Linked DNA regions of Mus musculus: regions 2 and 3 are each linked to region 1. A link is a loop called in an ENCODE intact Hi-C map of the cell type or tissue named here. Cell type or tissue: heart. All regions are shown on one strand. Region 1 overlaps Gm28722 (a long non-coding RNA gene). Region 2 overlaps Gm34992 (a long non-coding RNA gene). Region 3 overlaps Gm34992 (a long non-coding RNA gene).

Region 1 (8,000 bases):
ACTTCCATGGGGCTGAGTCCAACATGGTGGGGAGCATAGCAGCAAGAGGCAAACACAGCAGCAAGAGCAGGAAGCTGGGAGCTCACATCATGAGCCTTAAGCAAGAAGCAGTGAATTGGAAGTGTCCAGAGTTGTTTAGCTCTCAAATCCACCTCTGGTGACATACTTTCTTCAACAAAGACCTACTTCCTAAACCTCCCCAGACAGCACTGCCAGCTAAGGATCGGGTGTTCAAATACAGGACCATATGGGGTACATCCTCATTCAAAGCACCACAAGCAGTACGGGTTGAACCATACTCTCTTCCTCTTTTAGGTATTTTGAAAGTTTTCTTTAATCCCTGTTATAATTGACTTTGTTCTGTTGTGGTTATTGTTATTATTGCTGTTGTTATTATTGTGTGTGTGTGTGTGTGTGTGTGTGTGTATGTGTGTGCGTGCAAGCACACACATGCTCAAGGGCAGGTATACATGAGCCACAGTGTACATCTAGGGGGCAAAGGACATTCCATAGGAGACAGTTCCATCTTTCTATCATGTGGCTTCCAGGGACTAAATTCAGGTGATCAAACTCATGCTACCTATGTGTCTTGCTGACCCGGAAGCCCTCCTACCAAGGAGAAAAGTTCATCTATAACTTTTAGTTAAAGCTGATAATGCAGATGATTTTCTTACAATCGGAATGTCTGCTTATTTTAACACAGGCCCCTTCATAATTCTTCAAAAGAAGTATGTTTGCTGCAATATTTGGGAACTGTACTTAAAAATGATTGCTTATTTAAAATTTGAATTCAGCTGAGCACCCTAGCTTTGATCTGCCATACTCCACATTGTCCCTGTATGGTACTGGCTGCAGGCTTTCGAGGCAGGGATTAGCACTGATTCTTGATCTTCAAATGAGGATACTCTTGCCCAAGAAGTTCACAGGGCTTTGTGCCATGGTGCTATGCTCCTGCTGAGTCTTTTCCTGCATTCTTGGGGGTGATCCCCAAGGTGTGGTAATCTGTTTCTGCTCCAGTGTTAGGGTGTGTTAGGGAAGCCACAACAGAGCACCACAGATGAAGCAGTTTAAACACTAATCATGCATATTCTCAAGGGTTCAGAGGTTGGATGACAGAGATCAGGTGCTGATTCTCCTGTCTCCTGGGCATGTCGGTGGCTGCCATGCTTGTGTCTTCATAACATATTATGATGTGAATTTGTGTCCCAATTTCTGCTTCTGAAAAGGTCGTCAGCTCAGGAACTTTGGGAAGGTCATGAAACACTCGCCCCTCCAGAAGGGGAAGGCTAATTAGCATTTCTCAGACCAAAGGGCTGGGACCGACCTGACCTGTGGGTGGGGACACATTCCACAGGACTGACCATTGCTCACCTTCAGACAAGGAAAGTCCTTGTCACCTCATTCCCTAAAGACCAATCAGTTTAAAGGGTGCACTGTTCCACCAATCATATTGTGCCTAGTTGTTCTCTGTTCTGCCCTTAGAAACCATATAAAAACTGAGCTGGTGCTTGGGGTCGCCGCCTCTCCTTCGGGTCTGGGACGACCCCAGTGCACTGGAACAATAAATTCCTCTTGTTTTTTGCATCGATCCTGTCTTCATGTGGTTCACTCAGGGAGTCTCCAGTAAGCTAAGGCTCCCCAGAGTCTTACAATTCCAGTTGAGCTTACCACATGGCCTAATTTAACCTCCATTACTCCTCTAAACCGTGTCCCCAGTCTAACTAGAGGCAGAGTGAGTTAGGACTTCCCTGAGGCAATCTGGTGGCACATGGGGTGGCCTGTGGCAATTCCCTGTTTCAGTTTCTGTTTCCTCAGGCATCCACCTCACCTTGTTCTCTGTCTGGACTGAGTGTCTGAGGTCCTGAGAACATCCCTTCTTCCAGGATTGGCACCTCCCCCAAGACCTTGGTAGGTCTTAGGACAGCCTGACTCCCTGTGGCCTCCTTCCCAGGGCACAGCTCCAGTTCTGGGTGGAGTTTCCTTGGCAGGGCTCTGGTCACTCTGGACAAATTCTCCAACATTGGTCAACACCCTTCTGGACTTCCAAAATGGATCATTGCCTGGAAACTTCTGTATGCTGCCTCACCCCACCAGGGCTGCCTGATGCAGGCAGCTGTCTGAATCACTCTTGAGACAGTCTATGTTTTTTGAGCCCTGGGCCATGGATGTCAAACCACCTTCCTAGGACTTGCCCAGTATACAGGCAGCCCAGCTCATAACATCTGACGTCTCAGGCCTCCGGATGCTCAGGGCCACCCAGTCTTCTTGACAATTGGCTTTTCTGACTTGGGTTTTACTTATAATCTATTTTGTCTAGACCTTAGTGCATCTAATGACTTGCAATGTGATTTTGATTCATTGTGATTGGCTTCTAGAATCTTCAAATGATTATGGGGACATCATACCATTCACCTAATCTCCTTGCACACTTTTCTTCTTAATGATGTAAAAACACATAAAATTCACCAGCCTGTGATGTATAATATAAGGTTCTCTTAGGATTTTAGTTGCTATAAAGAGACACTGTAATCACTGCATTTAAATGGGGGCTGGCTTACAGTTCAGAGGTTTACTCCATTAGTCCACTGTCGTTGTGGCAGGAAGCACAGTGGCACACAGGCAGACATGGTACTGGAGAGGTAGCTGAGAGTTCTATATTTGGATCTGCAGAGAGCAGGAAGAGAGAGTGACACTGGGGTCTGGCTTGAGCTTCTGAGGCCTCAAAGCTCACCCACAGTGACATACTTCCTCCAACAAGGCCACACCTTCTAGAAGTGCCACTCCCTATGAACCTATGGGGTCCTTTTTCATTCAGACTACCACAGAAGTTATAATTTCCCCTAGTCACCGTTATCACTGAACACCTGAAAGAAGATAGTTCAGAGGTCAAAGCCTTCCATACACCAAAAACAAAAATCAGAATGCAAAACCCAAAACTCTCATCAGTGATTTTTTTTTTTTTTTGGTCAATCATACACTGAAATGATGACAGTTTGGCTTGTTATATGGCATTAAATCAACCATGTGATTAAACCCACTTTGTCTAATTATATTTCCTGTTATTAAATGTGGCTCTGGGCATGTCACGTTGCACATGGGGCTGTCTGTGCTGTGTGCAATCTCCTTCTCTTCCACACTGTGCCCTATATTCGACGTGTCCCTCAGACGCCTATCCAACAATCTAACAAACCCATGAACGTCACTCTTAAAACACATTTTAATAACTGCGAGACAAGACCACAACGGTCGTCTGTGGTACACTTGTGTCTCAGATTGTCTTTTAGAAGTTCAAGCCAATTGTTCTGGATACTTTTCAAAATTATTTATTTTTTTGCCAAGTTCATAAAAACCCTTTTGGCGAATCCTTCTGCACAGCTATACATATTTTCTCCCCTCAACATGACTGCCTCGAGAATGCGGACCTTTTAATTTACTTTCCGCAGTTTTTGAAAATCATTCTTCATAGATAATGCACTGATGCACTGCTATAGGCCCCTGAACTTAGATGCTGTTGGTTTTGACGTCTTCATCTTTTGAGGTTAAACGGTCTGCCGCTAAGCACTGGTGACTGTTGCTGTCTGGGAGGGGTGCTTTGCTGCCCAGCCTACCATGTGCTGATCATTTCACTCTGTTTTCTCTGTCATTGTGAATTGAAGATGGTGACTTCCCAGTCTTAATAAATAATTATGGTGGTAGTGGGCATTACTCCCAAAAATAATTTGCTGTTATTGCTCTTAGGAATTTTTACCCCATTAAACTTGGCAATGCTCCTTCTCCTTGGCTCAGGTCGCCTTCAAGGACACCATTAGCGAGGCATTTTCCCTTCCCAAGTAAAATAAGCAGTCTGGAAGGCAGAATTTCCTCCTGGCTTTCTACAACCCATTCACTATAAAAATAAAACAAAACCATTAGTTTTTCGTTTAGAGACATATTTTCATAGGGTGACATGCCAGACTACAGACAGTCCATGATGCTTTGTAAAATTGTCAGTGGACTGTGCATAGATAGGTTCTGCGTTCCCTGCCCAGAGTCCAAGTTCAAGGGAAAGTGTGGGCTTGGCTTGCTGTCAGGGATAGATCTACAGTTAGGGTTAGGGTTGGAGAAACCTTATTTTAATGTTCTAATGCATTGAACATCCATTTTAAAACTAAAATCTCCGTAAACGTTTTTAAGTTACGGAAATCCTCAGTTAAGAGCTATCTTATGTTTTACATCAGTAGACAAACAAAGAGGCGATTGGCATTCATCTCGGAGGAAATGGCAAGCTCGGAATTTTTATGGAGCATCCAACTGAGGGACTGAGCCAGCAGATAACTGTAGCTCTCACGCAGAGATGGGAATGGAGCTGAGTTGCCATCAGCCAAGACTTCACCGCTCTGAGTCTTCCGAACAGAGGACAGAGCAAGGGCAGAGCACACTGGGAGTTCTGATTCCTGGTCCTGGAGAGACACTCTTAGGTTGTTTTAAGAACCGGGTCAGACAAAAGCGGGAACCAACTGTAGGGTTTCTGGCTTAGTATTGGTTTTCTGGAGTGTGAGATCCATTTCCATGCCAAAATGTGTGCTTAGCACATCTTGTTACAGACACCAAACCCTCCGAACAGGAGAGAGAATTTTTAGACAAACTTTTTCTTAAGGAGATGTCCCTGGAACATCTCATCCAATAAAGTGGTGGGTATTCCTCTACCTGCAATAATTGTCCCCAGGAATTCCTATGGTAGAAAGGATATCTCAGTTGGTCCAGATTCCAAGAAAGCCTTTTGTTTTCTAGCCCTCTGAATTTGCTTTCCCTGCTTTAAGAGCAGTGCCCATCAGACTGGTAGAAAAGGATGGGGAGGGCAGAAAGCTTTCAAGGTCAAGGGCTTTCTGTTTGTGGTATTTGTTGTGATCATTGTGTGGCTCCAGAAAGACCACACCAGGCCAAACAGTTCCACGTGAGGTTTATTGAGAGAGAAGAGGGCAAAGTGGCAGCAGAAAGAGAAGGGGGAGGAGGGAGAAGAGTAAGAGGAGGAGGAGGAGGAGGAGGAGGAGGGGAGAGAGAGAGAGGAGAGAGAGAGAGAGAGAGAGAGATCAGAGGGGCCTTCCTTTATATATGGATGGTGACATAGCCACAGGTAAAGGTGGGAGGTGAGTCAAGTGGTTTCTGGGACTATGGTGACTATTGCCTTGGCAACAGGTATGCGGGTCAAGCTGTCGCCTATGTGATGTCATAGGTTTCGGAGATCCTGATACCAACAGCGTTCCCACTACATCTTTAGGGAAGCAAACACTGAAGATGCCCCCAAATCAGTGGCTCAGTGGGGTTACAAAAAAGCAGGGCTAGGATCCTGGCCAGAGATACCATTCACCCATAGTAGCCTCAAGGCTCAGTCCACAGCTACCTCGACAGCTGAATGTGTTCTTTGAGTAGTCTTGTTTGGAGTGAGACTATCCAAGGAGTCTTGGCTACTTCCAGGCACTTGTGATTCTTCCTCAAGATAAGTAGTCTCAGGCACACTTGAAAACTATGGATTAGACACACATTTCTTGGTTTAAAGGGGGAAACTTCAAACTCTGCTTGTCACAGTGCAAGAGATGGGCTTTCTGTGGTGTGTGTTCAGATGGCGGTGGTACCTGATCAAGCTTAGCTTTGTCCACGGTTCCAGCATAAAGATTACCAGTCCCACAACACATTCTCTGCACCGGGTCCATCTTGGGTGGAGCAGATGGTCTGTTTCCCTTGCTCCATTTTTTTCTCTCCCATTTTGGGTGGTAGAGGGAGTGTGGGAAGACCCTTCTTCTCAACCTCCTCCAGGCCACCAGCTGCAGACCAGGAGCCATTCCCAGAAGTCTGTATTTCCTCACCCATTAAGAGTCGAGCAGCAGTGATCTTTAGAGCAAACGGCCTTCCAAGGCCCAGGGTGGGAACAGTGCTAATTCGCTGTGTCTTCCGCTAAACCCTCTTTAAACAAGTGCAGCCTTCAGCTGATCCAAAAGCAGATAAGAGAGGGATCCCGGTTCCCCTTTGAAACTGGTAACGAATCCAAACAAGCATTCTTGGATGGATGCTTCTGCTCTGGTTTGTATTAGAGAGGCAATTAAAGCGTTTACACAATGGGGCCCCCAAGCTGGATCCTTTACCACATGAAAGGGAGGAAAAGCCTCCCAAAAGGAGGTGGCCCTGTGCGCACTCCTTGCCTATTTTTCCCAGACCTTGGAAAGGGCCAGGGCTTTTCAAAGAGGTCACTAGGAGGGAAGAGGATCAGAGGCAGGCCAAGCTGGGAAGGTCCTGTCCCAATGCAAACAGCATCTTTCCTTTGCCAGCCTCTTGTGGCTCCAATCTGCCCTTGACAGAGCAGGAGCAGGAGCAGGAAGAATGGGGAAGAGTCTGAAGTGGACAGGGACAGCCCAGCTCCCTCCCAAGGTCTCTGCCTCTCTTGAGACCAGGTGTCACTGCCCATTCTGAGCTTCTGGGCTGGGCCTGCACATTCTAGCCATGTTTAAATGCAGCTTTCTCTGTGGAATGGGAACAGTACACAGCCACTGGCTGGAGTCATGCAGACAGTGAGCTCCTGCTTGCTACCCCTGCTCTAAGATTATGAACTCTGTGTTGGCATTCTTTCTATGCTCTACCCAATAGTCACCTGGCAACAGCCAGGTAGGCTTGGCTTGCTATAAAAGGGACTGTTGGGTCTCTCTCTCTCATTCTCTCTCTCTCTCTCTCTCTCTCTCTCTCTCTCTCTCTTTCTCTCTCAGTCTTTGTCCCTTTTCTCTCTCTGAACCCCATCTCCTTCTCTGAACCCCTTCCCCCTTCCCTTCTCTCTCTCTCTCTCTCTTCTAGCCACCCTCCTCTCTTCTCTTCTCTTTCTCTGCCTCTCCTCCTTTCTCAAGTCCCCTTCCCATGCCCCCTAATAAATTCTACTCTATACTAGAACTTCAACCTCATATGGCTGGTACCTCGGTGGGGCGGGGGATGCCTCAGCATGGGCTTGCTGAGGTACCCCCTCCCACTGTATGTACCATGCTCTACAAAACATATACTTGGCTTTATAAAATACATCACCTTGAAGCCTGTCTCATGTCATTGAGACACTAAGTGTCTGGAGAGGGAATTACAGAGGGCCAGGAAGTCCTCACGTTCCATGTCTCCACCCTGAGACCCCATGAGGGCGCTAAGACAATAGAGGGGACCCAGTTTGGTTTTTTATAAAAGCAGTCTTAGAGGGTTCTGGAAGAAAGAAAAGGGCCTACTGTGGGTGACCTCATCAAGCTTCAAGTTCAGACCGTAAAAAGGCTCAAGTCAGGTGGCCCAGCTTTCTTGTCCCTTAACACTCTTGGAATCATGTCAGACAGCAGGACCACCGCCTCCCTGTGGTCTTTATTCTTCTTGTGATAGCTAAATATTAATCTTAGTTTTTGCTTTATCACTGAGTGCTCTCAGTGTCCATCTTAAGAACTTGCTGCTTTCTTCCTTGTTTCCCCATTAGCATTTAAACTAGAGTGAACCCAATAGGCTTCTGTAAGTCACATGATTTTCTTCTCCAGGATAGCCGACTCACTTAGCAGCCTGTTGCTGTGGTATGGTACTGATACTATATTTTATAAATACTTATGAATGTTTGCTTTAAACAGATTTTCAAGGCACGTGGCACAGCTTAACATGTGTTTTAAATTAATGGTATCACTTAAATCCATCAGAATATAGTTTTAGATGTCCTCCCTTATATTCTAGTATATGGTCGTATCAATTTATTAAACTAAATGTTATTTGACATTTAGAGTGCTCTGGGTTCAATATACAGAACTGTGATAAAACGTTGGGTAGTGTGTGTGTTGTGTGAGTGCAAGCAAGTGTGCATATTGTGCCCGTTGCACAGACAGAGGCCACAGGAGGCTGTCTATCCTAATCTATCCTGATCTATCCTGATCTATCACCCACTTCCTCATTCTCTCACTGTCGTAGCTGTGCTGGCTGGCCAGAGAAACCCAGGACTCCATCTGGCTCTTACACAGATGATGTTG
Region 2 (8,000 bases), 84 kb after region 1:
CAAACACTGGGCTGTGTTCTACTCCCTACAGACGTATCACTCCCCTGTTTGACCACAACTTGTTCATCACAGACACAGTGGCCAGGATTTGTGTACTTGTTAATAGGCTGAATAACGCTTTAAAACTCACAACCCAGTGGTGGGTTTTGCCTTTGGAGGATCTCAAGCAGCCCACATGAGGGAAAGAGCTCTATTCATGACTGTGGTGGGACTCTAGCCTACAAACCTTCCCCCCATCCCCGCCTTTTCTTTTCAAATACAAAGCTAGGCAATGTCTTCACCTCCCTACCTAGCTTGCCTGGGTCACTGAAAGGTCAGGCCCGGGTCCTGACCACTGTAGTGTGACCTGTTACTTTGGGAAGCAGCTGTCTAGTCAACTTAGCTTCAGGTTTCTTAAGCAGCCAGTTGTCTTAAGTATGTAATGGCTGCTGGCTTTCTTACTTCCCTTCATCTTCATCTCCCCCTGACCCTCATCTTGAAGTCAGCTTGGGTGAGATTTGCCCAAGATTCCCTGTTGTGTCAGGGACCACCAAGGACAGTGGCCCTGCATCTTTGAGTGGAGCTCTTAGCAAACTTTTCCTCTGGTGACTTCACATATAACTTAGATTTAATGGGAAAATAAGACCAACTTACAGGGTTGCTGGAGAGAACCATTAAAAGTTACACTGTACTTTAGAATGTTAGCATACATAAAGTCTTTCTGCGGCCCAGTTCCAGATGTCCACAAGGGCTTCTTACTAACCAGATAAGCTCATAGGTGATGGCCAGAGAGATACCAGACACCTACAGTTATCTCAGGACAGGGAGGCACTGCTATGCCTCAGATTACACTTGTGTGGATGTCATGGACTGCTGTGCCTCACTACCACCCTACGAAGAGTCATGAAGTCCTCCCTTTCTGTCTCCAAAATCCAGGTGCCTTTCAAGCCCTCAGGCTCTCTCTGGGCTTCCTCTAGCTTTTGTCTCTCCACCCCCACACACCTCAATCACACTCCTAGCATCTCCCTCTGTGACCTACTAAGTCACCACCTGGTCCACAGATTGAGCAGCTGAGTTCCCTGCCGGGAAGGACATGGCACAGGCCTTCTACCTGAGGCTGAGCAGACAGAGAGGCCTCAGGCCACCCAGGGAATTATCCAGAAGTCAAAGAATGGCCCATGGAGTATCGGCATTGACTAGCTGAGTGGCAACCAGGGAACTGATACCCAGAGAAGGTCAGAGAGATAATAGCAGAGTGCATGCCGGGGTCATCATGGGCACTGCCAATGGAGACTAGAATAGGAATGAGTTTATTCCCAAGACCTCAGGATGCTCAGGGCAGAGGCTGAGGTCTACAGCAAGCATGCTGGAGAAAGACTCGGTGTGAGATGTGTAAAGGGTGCCACTTACTACCCTGTATCTATGCCCCTCTTTCTAGGGCACAGGGTAATAATATCTATTTCAGATTAACTCTCAGCAGGTTCCCTGTTTAATTATCCTTCACAGTGGCTGCTTCCATGCTGAGACAAGACAACACAGCTAAGGAGACTGAGAGTGGGAGAGAGGAGGGCACAAGGACAATGGGCAACTCCTATTAGACATTAGTTCAAATCCTATCCTTTGCTCAGTGTGCATTGTGTTGATGCCCATCTTGGTGCTGGGCAAGTGCAGAGGAGTGTGGATCAGGGATAGATGGCAAAGGATCAAACCCCAGCCAGGACAGTGGCAGAGGGGACACACAGATTATGTGTAAAGATAATGACAACCAAGGGTCAGTTTTTCTGAGTTCCTGCCCACAAGCTGGGTTGCTTTGGTCTCTGTGCCTCATTTTGATTCACAGGGAAGAAGCAATATTTTCAAAAGTATGCAACCAATGCTGGAAGAAGCCTGTTCTAACAGGACAGCTCCTGCTCTTCCCAGGCTGGAGTTCCCTAGCCATATAGCCAAGCCAGAATTTTCATGCTTGGACAGAGATGCTTATTGGAGGATCTAAGAAGGAACAGGCTGCCGTGCATCTAACTCATCAGACGACCCACAACTAAGAGGAAACCGAGGAAGAAGCACTTGGTACATCTTGGCTCTGAGAATGGTCCTTGTGATGTGTGAAACTTGTACCAGGCTTCCTCAGCTTCAGAGGGAACCAGGAGTCATTGGCTGATCCTCAGATCATCCAGAATTCAATCGAACATCCTTAATCTAAGCAACAATAACAACAAAAAACCCTGAAATGCTTTAAGCACAGTCATGATGTTCCATGAGTAGAAATTGCCGCAACTACCCTAGGGGGATGGGACAAAGCTAAGGAGCAGATTTACATAATAGAGAGGTTTGAATGAAAATGGACCCCATAGACTTATAGGGAGTGTCACTATTAGGTCTGGCCTTGATGGAGGAAGTGTGTCACTAGGAGGCGGATTTGGAGGTCTCAGATGCTCAAGCCAGGCCCATTGTCATTCTCTTTTCCTGCCGCCTGCCTATCCAGATGTAGAACTCTCAGCTCCCTCTCCAGCACGGTGTCTACCTGCATGCTGCCATGCTTCCCACCATGATATCAACAGACTAAATCTCTGAATCTGCAAACCAGCACCAACTAAATGTTTTTCTTTGTAAGACTTACTGTGGTCATGGTGCCTCTTCATGAAATAAAACTCTATCGAAGACACATATCATACTGAAGTAGCTTCAGGTAAATTGAAATATAAATGGCTTGTTTTTTCACCTGATCCCATCCCTAAGCTGTCTTCCTATCTATATGCAATTTTTAAAAACCTGAAAGCACTCTGGTCCTAAGCAGTCTAGATAAGAGCCCTCCAGCCTATGCTGTCTGTTATTTTCTGATATTTGGAATTCAGCAATCTCTTATTCCCATGACCTTTCTGTGGAGTGATGTGTATTTCCCAAGCAAGATAAGATGAGTGCCCTGCCCAAGAGTGGAACTCTGCAAAGGCATCGGTGTTTTCAGATGATGGAGTTTCCATGGTATTTGCAGCCAGAGCACCAGTAAGGACAACATCACTTCCTGAATAGGACTCTGGGAGAGTGCCGAGCTCCACCTTCAGCAGTTTCCTATAGTGCCCACAGGATGTACCGTGCAGCAGAGCTTATGACCTTTCTGCCCCTTGGGCTGTGAAGGGAAGCAGAGCTCCAGCTAATCTGTCCTTAATCAAATTCCTTGTAGATGAGAATGGGGCGGCAAGGTTGGCTGGGCCATGAGCTCAACGTTGGAAAGGAAATTAATGACTATACTTGATTGAGGTGCTGGCAGAGAGAGGCTTCTAATGAGGCTGCTACTCTGGGACCCCAGTGCCCTTGACATTGGGAGGGACTCACATCAAGCGCCGAGGGAAAAGGGAGTATTAGCTAGCCACTGGCTCGTGCATGCATGCTTGCACAGAGCAGCAGGTAGCTGTCAGGGCTCCTGCGCATTCATTGACAAAGAATCAGATCCCCCACCCTGCAGAATCCTGCTGTGTTCAGAGCAATAGCGATGGCTGTGGCCATTCTGAACCTTATTCTGCTTATTGTCCAAAGACAATGTCTGGCGACAGCATCACCCTTGGCCAGGCCTGTGCCACACACACACACTAAGACACAGCTCACCAGCATGTTCAGGCTTCCTGGAGTTTGAGAACAGCATTACAAACACAGAGGAGGAGCTGGGAAGCTCAATGGGTGAGGGCACTTGCTGCACAAATAGGAGGACCTTGGAACCCAAGTAAATAGCTAGGTGTGGCTGCACATACATATGTGACCCCAGAGCTGTGAGCAGCAGAGGGGCAGTGGGGTATACTGGCTGCCATCTTGGTTCCAGGTTTTGTGAGAGACCCTGTCTCAAAGGAATAAGGAAGAGAGTACAAAGCAGGACACCAACAATTCTCAGTCCTCCTCAGTGTCTGTGTTTCTGTGCACATGAACACAGGCACACACAGGTACATATAACCATAACCACACACACACACACACACACACACACACACACACACACACACACACACACACACACACACACAGAGAGAGAGAGAGAGAGAGAGAGAGAGAGAGAGAGAGAGAGAGAGAGACCACGATGACCTGGAGAGAGCCATGAGCTTCTGATCTCAGCTACTCCAAAGGCCTGAGGGAAGGGATCAGTTGTGCCCAGGAGTTCAAGTCCAGCCCAGGCAACCTAGTGAGACCCTCATCTCAAAAACCCAAAGCAAGCAAAGCCAGAAACACCTACGGGCACAAAAGAGGTGAGCCTACAAGTAGCAGCTGCCAACATGGCCATCCTCAGACCCTGGAGACACATGACCCTACTTGGGCCATTCATCGTATCTTCTCCTTTTTTCAATTTATATTTGGCACATGAGATTTTTCCTCCCAAGAATGTCTCAGTTCATTGGCATGGCCATTCTTAAACTTTTATTTTTACATGGCTCGTGTGAAATGGGTAGATATTTTTAGAAGTGTCCTCTGTTGCCACAAACGGAAGAAAGTGCTGGGCCTTAGAGGCCACTTCTGATCTTATTTTATTGCCCTCCATGTTGGTGAGAAAAATGCGCTTTGAGAAGTCCGGGGGCTCTGTGCCAGGCCTTCAGCCTGTCCATCACTGACCAAGAATGCAATACATCATTCCACTTGGACCCACAGACTCCCCTACCCATTCCTCAGCACCCCCAAAGTCAAGATCTCCAATCCTAATTCATGTTCCTCCTGTGACAAGTGAGCTCCCACCCCCAAGCTTTACTGGACAAGTGCAGGCTTCCTGTGTCACCTTTCTGCTAAGGACAACAGTACAGAAGGATCCTTGTACCTGTCCCAAATCGTAGGCCTGTGAGCTCTTTCCAAAGGCTGGTTCCTCCAGAGATGGCTGTGCCTGCCTCTGCCTTCTGCATACACGGGAGGCACAGGGTCCATTCTCATCCTCTTTTCCATGGTGACGGTGACTCCCAGCTCACCCAGGCTAGGGGAGATGAGTTACAGCGCCCTAAGGCTCCCTCCAAGGCTCCTCCAAATGCCGGGGAGTCCATGCGTTTCTGGAGGTGGTTCCTGAGCTTCTGCCCAAGCATCTTTGTCTAGCGTCTGCTACCAGCCCAGGAGCTGTCAGAGTCTTGGTGTTTCAAAGGCCCTAGAGGTTCTGAGGGCTTGGAAGAACAGGGTATTTGCACAAATAGTCTGTGTTCAACGGCTGGACAACAAAGCAATTTATAGCTTATGTCATGACATAGTCTCTAGGATCCAAGTTTGAGAAAAGTGTCTTGGGTAGTAGAGGAGTCTGGTGGTGTCTGCAGAAGAGTGCAGTGAAGACCCCGGAGCTCAGCCTGGGGTGGAACTAATGGGCCGCACAACTTTTATGCTTATCAGGAGGGCATGGGTTGTTGAAGACTGCAAGACGTGGTTCAAACCGTTTTCTTTTCCGCGTTTATTCATATACTCTGTATCATTCCTGAAAATTCTACAGTTGGGGCTATAGGGAGTAAAACATCCTGTTTATAAAGAGGTGCCATCTATAGAGGGGGAAGTCATGATGATGTACACATATGATATTATATACATATGATCATGTATACTTGATCATTAGGTTGCTGGACAGATACTTAATCCAGGAGGGAAGTCCCAAGCTTCCTGATGAGGGACTTCCATAGCCAATTATCAAGAAACAGGTATTGCCAGGTAGAAGAGGGGGTGAGGGCTACCTCAGGAAGTTCTGGAGATTCCCAAGTGAGGGACCATGAGACCAACTAATGGTTTGAGACACCTGGTACCTGTGTAGACAGGAAGGTGCTGATGTGATCAACTCAGACGACCCAAAGCTTTGTGGTCATCTTAGAGAGAAGAGGCTCCTGGTGCACAGGAGCCATCGGAAGTGATGGAGACCGGGCATTGGTCTCTGCAGGCTTGGGAGAGACCACTTATACCAGTCCTGCCAAGACTGCTCTGCTTTTATCTGCCACTTGAAGCCTTACCTCCTTTCTGCAGTTGGTTGTTTCTGGTTTTGCTTTGTCTTTTGTTTGCTTTGTTTTGTTTTGGGGATGGGGATCGAACCAGGTTGCACAGGCTAGCCTTGAACTCCTGAGCTCGTGTCTTCCGCACCATAGTCTTCCAGAGTAGATGGGACCACAAGCACATGCCTAGGTCAGCTCTTGCATATTTTTCTTGTGCATGCATACTTGCATGTGTGTATGCATATATGTGTACATATGTGTGTATATGCATGTACATATAAATGTATGTATGTTTTGGTATGTGTACATAGATTTGTGTATGTGTACATAGGTGTTTCTGAGCCCAAGTACACATGGAGGTCTGAAGAGAACAATGGGTATCCTTTCTGTTCTCTTCCTTACTCCGTGAGATAGGGTCTCTCTCACTGAAACTAGAGCCAAGATGGCAGCCAATAACCCCCTGCCCCTCACAGTCCTGTGGTCACATATGTGTGTGTGTGGCCACACCAGCTTTTACTTGGGTTCCAGGGTTCTCAGGCCTGTGCAGTAACTGCTCTCACCACTGAGCTATCCCCCCAGCTCTCCCTGAGTGTTTCTAGTAGCTGTTCTCAAACTCCAGGAAGTCTGAGCGCCCTGCTGAGCTGTGAGGCACAGGCCTGCCCATGGGTGACATCCATCGTCTTTGGAGGACTTCTAGAGCCACTATCCCAGGACATGGGGACAGGAAGGGGAAATTTCTTTTGTAGATAATTTTGGAACAATGACATTTAGGAAAATAATTTGTTTAGATGACTTCATACCACACATCAAAATATGCCTAGATGGCTTAAAGAAGGACTTTTTAAATTATCTATCTCCGTAAGAAAACAAAACCCCAGCATCCGGATAATCCTTCTACATTCAAAAAATAAAATAAATGATTAAGGGGAAAAAAGTGCTCATATTTTGTCCAGATAATCATTTTAAGTGCTGATGCCATTAAAAAATAACATGGTTTCATAGCAATTTTTTTTCCAAATACTTTGTTAGGGAGTTCATTGCACAGCAAAATGGCATGTTCTTCCAACCCGAAGGGCTGTGGGTCATGAGCCAGGAATTCACAAAGGAAACTCAATTAGTAAACAGACACTTGGGCAGATTTCCTGCAACATTGGGGATGGGATAAATAAAATTAAAATAATTACATACCATTTTGACCTATCAAGTTAACAAAGTTTAAAAAAATAAACAGCACCGCCAGAGAAGGTATAGGAACACGGTCTCTTAGGCAACCAGCGGTCGGCTCTTCATCGGGCGCTCTGCAGCCATCTGTGCAGACAGGCTGAGTTAGCTAACTTCTGGGAAGCCCGAGGTATTACAAACAAACCCCGTAAGAGCTCCAGAGACAAAGCTTTTCAGCACAATGTGTAATTAATAACAACGACAAACTGGAAATATTGTAAGCAATCCTCGGGGAGAAAGGATGCTTAAGGAAACACGTGGCTCTCCATTCTAGACGAGTCTATGACCATGATGAAGAAAGCATAGCTCGGTACTGAATGGATGGCATGGGCCAGACCGTAGTGCAAACATTGACAAGGAATACCAGCAGGAAGCGCAGGGGGATGTCTGGGGTGGGGTGGGGTGGGAAGAGGTTTCCCTCCCAGTCTCTGCTTGCTTACACCTGGCACGGAGCTTTAAGATGTCCAAGAGTTCTCAGATTCTAACGGTGTCAAGTCTTACTAAGGCTCTCCGTAAATGAGGAATCTAGCCCATGTGATCTGGTCTACAGTTTGAACCTACAGTTTTACTAGCATTCCAGGGCTTGGGTCTGCAATCTTTGCTGACACCAACTGGCTTTCCTACCTCCCCACTCAGCTCTGAGGCTATCACCTACCTGGTAGATTTCCCCCCATCCAAGGGAAGGGCAGAGTTCTTCAGCTTTGGCACTAACTACCTGGACTTAGTATCCCATTCCACACACTGAAGGTCAAGGTCCCCTCAGGGGAACCATTTCTGTGGATATGCTACCTACAAATATCTCCAGGCTGACTTCATCTTCTCACTCTGCTGCATATCTGAATCTTAGTCTCTAATTGCATATGCTAATTTTATTTGAAG
Region 3 (8,000 bases), 72 kb after region 1:
CCCCAGCAGGATGAAACTATGAAAGAAATGCTTCTTCTCCTCAGGTATTTGGTCATGGGAAGAGACATCAACATGACATGGAACCCTATTGGGCTTGAATAGCAGACAGAGCTACCTGGCAGCTTTATGAAGAGAGATGAAGTAGGTGAGACGAGAAACCAATGAGAGGCAGAGTTGTAAAGATGAGAACAGACAACAATCTAGGGAGTTCAAGGAGCCATTAATGGAACCTGTGGGTTTTCCTCCGTTTCCCTCTGCCCCCAGAATGGTTAGGCATATGGAAGTCATTCGGGGACTTTTTAAAATGAATCTGACTTTGGTGATCCAACGCTCATCCAGGCCCCTCCCCGTCTTATGCAGTGGCCTGGATGGATGAAGGAAGGTCCCGGTTCTGAAAGCACATCAGCACAGAACCCATCGGGAGCAGCTGGCCCAGCCTTCGGACACACCTTATTAACGGCAACCATTTATCACACTTCTGTCTGCCAGATTTTGTGCTAAGCCCTGGGGCATTTTACATTTTCTCAACATTCCTTCATGCTAGGCACCTTCTTGATTCGTGTTTCACAAATTAGAACAGGGGTCCACGAACTACTCTTCGCAGGCCAAAGCCCACTGTCACTTGTCTGTGTAAATATTTGGGGAGCTCAGAGATGCTCATGTGTGTGTGCACACTGTCTCTGGCTGCCTCCAGGGACAGGGACTGAGTGAGTGGTCACTGGGACTAGAGATGCTAGACCCTGATTCTGAGCAAATGGGCAGGCTGAGCCATGTGGAACCAGCAAGCTGGGTGTACCCTAGATCTGGCCTGCCTTTAGGCTCGCCTGCTATTATGCTGAATGGGACCTTGAGGTGGTCCTTCTCTGCTTTCCTTTCAGCACAGAGGGGATAGCTTAGGGAAGCTGCAATGTGAGGTCTTTAGAAGTGCCCAGCTTGGTTTGAGGGCTAGCAAGAGAGGATGGAACTTTGTTCCCAGGAACGTGGCTGGAGGCCCTAGGGAACAGCTAATTACGGACTTGGGATTGTGTGTGCTTGACTTGTGTCATCTATGCAAAAAAAAAAAAAAAAAAAAAAAAAGAAAAAAAAAGAAAAAGAAAAAAAGAAAGAAACTGGCTCTCTTGCTTCTCCAGTTTAAACTCTTAGGACCTCACAAGGAGGAAAGCCCAGCCAGAGAGAGAACAAAAGGGATTGAGGGAGAGGGAGGGCAGACAGATATTCTGCCTGATACGTGGGTGCTACTCAGTCTGTCTGTCTGTCTGTCTGTCTGTCAGAAACCTGTCCCCATGGTCTCCAGCTGGCCTACAAGTCTGCAGAGTTGAATTCCTGTGCTCTGGGGGCTGCATTTGGTTTCTCTTCTTTCCCGGTGGGCATTTTCCAGTATGGATAAAACCCCATTCTCTCAGCGAGGCTCTTTAAAAACCTACGTTTTTTTTTAAGCTGGAGGTGGTGACATACAACTTCAATGCCAGCACTCGGGAGGTAGAGGCAAGCAAAGGTCTGAGTTTGAGACCAGCCTGGTCTACACAGCAAGCTCTGGGCCAGCCTGGTCTACACAGCAAGCTCTGGGCCAGCCAAGACTACATAGTGAGATCCAGTCTCAATAAAAAGCAACAAATATTCTATCTTGTGGTTGGAACCAGCAGGCCTAAATGCAGACAGACCAAAGTGCAGAGCAGACAGGAGGAGGTGCTCGGAGAAGATGAAGCCATGGCTCACCCTGAGCTCTGACCCTCAGGGAGATGCTGACTGGACAAAGGCTTTGGAAATGTGTGCAGAAGGCCGAGCCATTGTAGCTCCCAACAAAACCTACCTTTTGGGCAGATCTGACTTTAAGAACCTAGTGGCTGAAATCTACCCTCAGAGCCCTAACCCCATCTCTTATCCTCCCTGAGGCTTGATCTGTCTATCACATGGACCTCAGGGTAGTCAAGAATCAAGAAAACAAAATTGTCAGTCTGGGTCCTGCTCCGGGGAGGATGTTAAACTCGGGCTGTTCCTACCCCACCCTGGGGGACCAGAGCAGTGTGTAGATGCCTGGGTGCGTCCCTCTCTGGTCCTGTCCTTCCTCTTCCTTTAGCCTGAGGGTTCTGATCTCCAGAGGTCCTGGTCCATCCTAGGGAAGGGAAAGAGGTCACTTGAAATGTCAGCTGCACTTCAGGAGTGTGACAGAGTGCAACCTAGACACGGAGGGTTGGGGGATGGGATAGAGATGAGACTCATGGACCTGACATGACACGACCCACCTCAGTTTCTTGGGAGTTTATGACAGTCCACATGGGTAGTTTGCATGTGAAATATTCACCACGAGGGCTGCTGTTCCAAGAGGTTATGGAACTATATTTGGAGGCTCACACACACTTGTAACGCCAGCTTTAAGAGATCTAAAGCCCCATTTTAACCTTCATGGGTGTTGGCTTACAGGTGATTCCACTAGGCTCCTCCCAGGGACCTAGCAATGGCTTACATCATCATCTGCTGCCACTACCTGCCACTGACAGGTATGGGCACCATAGAAAATGATAGCTCACCACCCCAGCTAGCTCTCTGTATTCCCACACGTTCCAGGCAGGAGGTCTCTGTCTCTCTCTGTCTCTGTCTCTGTCTCTGTATCTCTCTCTGTCTCTCTGTCTCTGTCTCTCCCCGCCCCCCCTCATGGCTCTACTCCCCATCTGTCCACCTCTGCCTCTTTTCCAGGCCCTCACTCCTCTCCCTTCCACCAAAGAAACCCTCTTTATACCAGATCTGCTGCACATAGCATGGTTTCTCAGGAAGATACCTTGGCATGGGCCTGCTAGGCACCTCCTCATTATAATGCATAACAATGGTCACCAGCGCGCGCGCGCACACACACACACACACACACACACACACACACACACACACATACTCGCATATGCACACACATACACACCACATAATACACCCCCCCACACGCATGAAAATAATAGATCTTTTTTTAAAAAATAGGATCATTGATATAGTTTAGCTATTAAAGTGCTTGCTGCCAAGCCTGACCACCTGAGTTCAGTCCCCATAACCTATATCTGCATCTGCACACACATCTCTGGGAATGTGTGCATGTGCACATATAATCAATCAGTCAATTCATCAATGAAAAGAATGTTAACTAAAAATGACTATGCAATCTCAAGAGCATGGCGCTCATGTCTGCTCCTCTCCATCGGGAGCCTGGGGATGGGAACTAGTTAAGTCTCATGAGACCTGAGGTACTCTTTTCCGCGCAATGTTTCCATGACCTCACTCCCTTGCACTAGGCTCCACCTCTTAAAGGTCCCACCTCAAGCCAAAAACCTCCGGGGGAGACAAACCAGACAGAAGAAATAATAAACAGAGCTTACACAGTAGCCTGAGGGCTCAATTATCTACTCACTGGTGGTATGTGCAAGGCACCTGCTGCCCCAGTCACTGTGGCCCCTTTCCTTTCAAACACAGCAGAAGGTGTGGCTACTGTGGATGCCACAGAAGAGAATGGGGAGGCCACCAACTGGGAGCAATGGGGCCACTTCCAAAGGGCCACGCCTACATTCAGGGTTAAGGGTCTGGGTAGCCAGCTAAGAAGTCACAAGGAAACATAGATTCCCAAACACAGATGATTCCCATGGAAAAGAAGGGAGAGGCTGGAGCCTCTGCGCACGCTTGGCTGCTGGCTCCTCCCAGACTGTGCCCCGGCTGATTTTCCTGCTCCATTACCTCCTTTGACCTTCTCCCAGAGACTTTGGCAGCCCTGCTTGGTGGCTCTTAAGTGCAACCTTCCGTGACCTCTGTGTCACTTGAGATGTCACCATGGAGATTGCAGGACCTCCCTGGAGTTGACCTTTCCAATTCTTTCTCTGGTTTCCAGACCAGGGGCACCACCCCCAACACACATCCTCCTTCTACGGGATGTGGCCCGTAAGACGATGCGACTCTGGGGATGGGTGTCTCGGGGTGAGTTGTCTTGCTGACACGGTGAAAGTGACATCCTGACTCACGTATTGTCAGCTCCAGCAGACTTCAAGTTTAATTCCATGTAACTGAGGCTGGGGCAGACAACTGAAAACAGACAAATAGCAAGGCTGTTTCTTTCCTAAGTTTCTGTCAGCAAGTCCTCCCCAGGCCTGGTTGCTATTGTCATTTGCTTAGGCATTGACAGTATATCATAAATATGTATACATATCATATACATATATACATATAACACACAGGTGTACACACACAAACACATATTTTATTTTGTCTTCTAGAGAAATATTTCTCTGAATTCACCCTCAGTTGTTCGGCATAGTCATGGGCCCTGACGGTGGCATTTGCCTTATAAAAGCAGTGTCATTCAGCCAAGTGACAGTGACTGGGATGAGAACCAGGGAATACACACTTCTATTGATCCCTCGCCCTCTGACTTCTGAGTGCTCCTTCTACCCTATCCCTGCAAAAGCCCTCCTTCTACCTTGGGTCACGCTGTGTGTCGTTCATGCTTTTATTTTCTATTTTTGGATGCATTGCTATCTTGAGGGTCTTGTAGGGCAGAAGCTGCCCCTCCCAGGATTAGTTCAGTCCTAGAGACCGAGGACCTTGCAGATGTGCTCAGCATGTCCCGAAATGCACTCAAAATGGATCCCGAGTCTACCACCTAGCCACCACCTTCATCTACATCTTAGACACCACGACAGTATTGTCGTCCCCTCAAGCACCTCACAGAAGCAGAAGCAGAAGGAGTACACCAATTCCTTCTGGTGGCCCATTTTTTCTGTTTGCTTCCCCAATGAGTTATGTGACCCTGTGTGATGTGGCTGTCCTCTTACTCTTAGGAGGCGTAACAGACTGTTCACCCAAGAAAGAGTCTGTGTCATCTCCCTACCCCTGAAACATTCAATGTCTGACATGTTTCCCAGTTCAAGCCTGGTCCACTCCCAACACCAAGTAGGGGGAGGTGTAGAGATGTTTCAGAGCCTCTGCTGCAGCCCATTGTAGGGGGCTAGGTCAACAGCCATTGAGTTGTGAGAAGTGACCAAGGCAAGCCATTCCCAGCCATGCCAGGTGGTCAGCCCTGAGAAGCAGCTGTGACAAACCCTGGTGCTCCCCTGTCTCCAGTGTTGACTTCTCTTTCCTGCTAGTTCCTCACTGTCCCTTCCAGATGGAATAAAGCCACCTATCTGAGGCTCACAGCCATGGATTGTGTGTGCCTACTACCAGGGACATTTATGTGGCCCAAACACACAATTTCCAGGTCTTGCTTGCTTCCATGTGCCTGGACTGGACCTGCATTTCACACGCCGGTTGGTCTCAGCATGTTTTAAGGGTAAGACATGCACTTGGAAGTCCCCTTGCCAGACTGATTTCGGGGGTGGTGACAGGTGTCACCTCACCAGTATTAGTTCCCTATTATCTGCACTTCTGGTTGCTGCATCCTTCTCCGCTGCAGGGTGGGATCCAGGGATGGCTGTCCAGCTGCATTTCCATCCATCCAGTGCCCCAGCACAATATGCATGGCTTGTGGTACCAGAGCTGGCCTTTAGCAAACACTGTTTCTTAAGTCCTTCCTCTCCACGTCTGTGGCATTCTGCAGCCCTCAGAGGTCAGGCACAATGTGAGCTAGTTGTCTTCTTCCACACCCAGCCTCTCATTCTGCACATCTCTGTGCGAGCATCCTACCACTGAGGAAAGTCTATGAGAGGAAAGAAAACCTGTCCTGGCAGCTCTGTAGAAGACCAATGTGGAGAGCCTCTGCTCCTGATTGGATACTGTGAACTTCTGGCCAATCAACAACCGCCGCAGACTTGTGCCTACTTGGAGCCCTGTACATTTGTAATAAGCATGTGTCTGCTGCTGGGCCCAGAGCCAGGCCTATCTATGCTGAGCTGGGGGGTAGACTGCCTTGGGGAGGAAACATACACTCACTGGAAGACTGTTCTGCTCCACAATGGCGGGCTGGCACTACAGTGTGATGGTTCTTCTAAAGCAGGGATGAGAAGAGGTGTGGTGACCCTGCAGTGAAGTCCACCCTTGGGAAGTCCGTGACTGGGAGCAGTATCCAGCACAGGTATGTATTCTTACTGAGTGAGCACAGGGCCCACAGAGTCAGCCTACAGGAATCCAGGCTACCCAGATGTACTGGCTGGTTTTGTGTGTCAACTTGACACACGCTAGAGTTATCACAGAGAAAGGAGCCTCTCTTGTAGGGCCTGAAGAAGATCAGGTCCCAGAGACCTAGCATCTCCAAATGTCAAATCTCAAAACTGCTTTGGGTAATGAACCACCTGCATAACACCCAAGCTCACATTCCACATCTGTGTTTCTCCCTGCCATTTCCCTCTGTTCCACTCTCCCATCCTCCCCAGTCTCTTGATCCCAGAATACCTCCTTGCATTTCATTCAGAAAGTAACTGTACTGGCTGGTTTTGTGTGTCAACTTGACACAAGCTGGGGTTATCGCAGAGAAGGGACCCTCAATTGAGGAAATGCCTCCATGAGATTCAGCTGTAAGGCATTTTCTCAATTAGTGATGGATGAGGGAGGGCCCATTGTGGGTGGTGCCATCCCTGGGTTGGTAGTCCTGGGTTCTATAAGAAAGCAAGCTGAGCAAGCCAGGGGAAGCAAGCCAGTAAGCAGCACCCCTCCGTGGCCTCTGTGTCAGCTCCTGCCTCCAGGTTCCTGCCATGTGAGTTCCTATCCTGACTTCCTTTGGTGATGAACAGCAGTGTGGAAGTGTAAGCTGAATAAACCCTTTCCTCCCCACCTTGCTTCTTGGTCCTGATGTTTGTGCAGGAACACAAACCCTGACTAAGTCACCAGGTAAGTCAGACTCTCAGGTGCCGGGAGAGACTTCCAGGGCAAGTGTGACTCAGGTGTTCCTCAAGCTCAAATTAAATCTAAACAGGCCATCCTGACTTCAGCAGCAGCCCTGGAAGAGAGCCGTGCAGGTTCCAGCCACTGACCTCCCCAAGAGGTCAGATGCAAACGCCCAAGCTCAGAGGAAGGGAAGCAGGGCAGGAAGCCAGTCAGGGAATAGGACTCAGGTAAGTGCAGGTCTGGCACAAGAGAGACGGGACTAGGACAAACTGTCTGGAACAACAGGAAAGTCAGTCACCCTCACAGGCTACAGTCAGGCTTCGTGCTCAGGCCTGATGTGTGTCGATGAATAGGAAAGAAAGGGAACTCCTGGGGTCGCTGAGAAGATGTGGACAAAGCCTCGGAAGGAGAAATACTGGGCAGACCTTCCCTCTGGGTGTGACTGCTGTGATTCTGGCCTGTACTCTGGCTTTTGGGGACACAGAGTCTCACCCTGCCGTCTGCCTTGTCCCCTTTAGACCTTTCTCCCGCTCATCACTATAGCATGAAAATATTTTCAACAGGAAAACAATTGCATAGTGTCATTTGTGGTGTGGCCTCAGCCCCTATTTCCTCTGATATCAAAGGGCAAATAAATGAGATAAAAGTTCAGGAAAGCAGAGGCTAGGAGTCCCTGATGCTCCCTGGTGCTCCACACTGGTGCTCCATACCAGCATTGGCTTTACTCTTAAGTCTCTGCTGCCTCTTGCCACCCACAGCTCATGTTCCAAAATTGCTATGGTTTGGATAAGCAGCTGCAAAAGGCCGCATTTAAAGACGTGGCCCCCAGTCTGACTTTGTTGAGAAATGATAGAGACTTTAAAGTATGTCCTACTGGGAAGAAGTTAGGCCACTGGGGAAGAGTCCTTGAAGAGGTATTGGGACCCCAGCCCCCCATTTCCAGTGTCCCATGTCCCCTCCTCCCCCAACCTGTCCCCCACTCTCTCACATTCTGAGCCGGGCATGGTGGTGCACGCCTTTAATCCCAGCACTTGGGAGGCAGAGGCAGGCAGATTTCTGAGTTCAAGGCCAGCCTGGTCTACAGAGTGAGTTCCAGGACAGCCAGGGCTACACAGAGAAACCCTGTCTTGAAAAACCAAAAAAAAAAAAAAAAAAAAAAAAAAACCACCACCACCACCAACAACAAAACACTGTCTTTCACATTCTGGTTG

The links. Peaks named below come from ENCODE experiments on the same cell type or tissue, not always from the same donor. Only the 100,000 strongest peaks of a DNase experiment are listed, where the experiment ranks them.
Region 2: a loop joins it to region 1, with 2.2 times the contacts of the local background. A loop is called at or near these places in 4 of 42 quality-filtered maps.
Region 3: it touches region 1 in a loop (2.0-fold over the local background); 5 of 42 quality-filtered maps call a loop at or near these places.

The regions. Positions count from the first base shown.
Region 1 is chr1:90,491,742-90,499,741 of GRCm38, reverse strand. The region is part of intron 1 of Gm28722 (a long non-coding RNA gene); the gene reads left to right. Among named protein-coding and RNA genes, the nearest start is that of Gm28722, 8.2 kb to the left of the region's middle. In heart, CTCF peaks have their summits at 2,046 and 4,473; DNase peaks (open chromatin) are centred at 1,971, 4,401 and 6,081.
Region 2 is chr1:90,407,995-90,415,994 of GRCm38, reverse strand. The region is part of intron 3 of Gm34992 (a long non-coding RNA gene); the gene reads right to left. Among named protein-coding and RNA genes, the nearest start is that of Gm34992, 74 kb to the right of the region's middle. In heart, no CTCF peak of the experiment used is centred here; a DNase peak (open chromatin) is centred at 3,204; H3K27ac peaks cover 3,549 bases.
Region 3 is chr1:90,419,992-90,427,991 of GRCm38, reverse strand. All of the region lies in intron 3 of Gm34992 (a long non-coding RNA gene), which reads right to left. Among named protein-coding and RNA genes, the nearest start is that of Gm28722, 80 kb to the left of the region's middle. In heart, no CTCF peak of the experiment used is centred here; a DNase peak (open chromatin) is centred at 3,741; H3K27ac peaks cover 2,340 bases.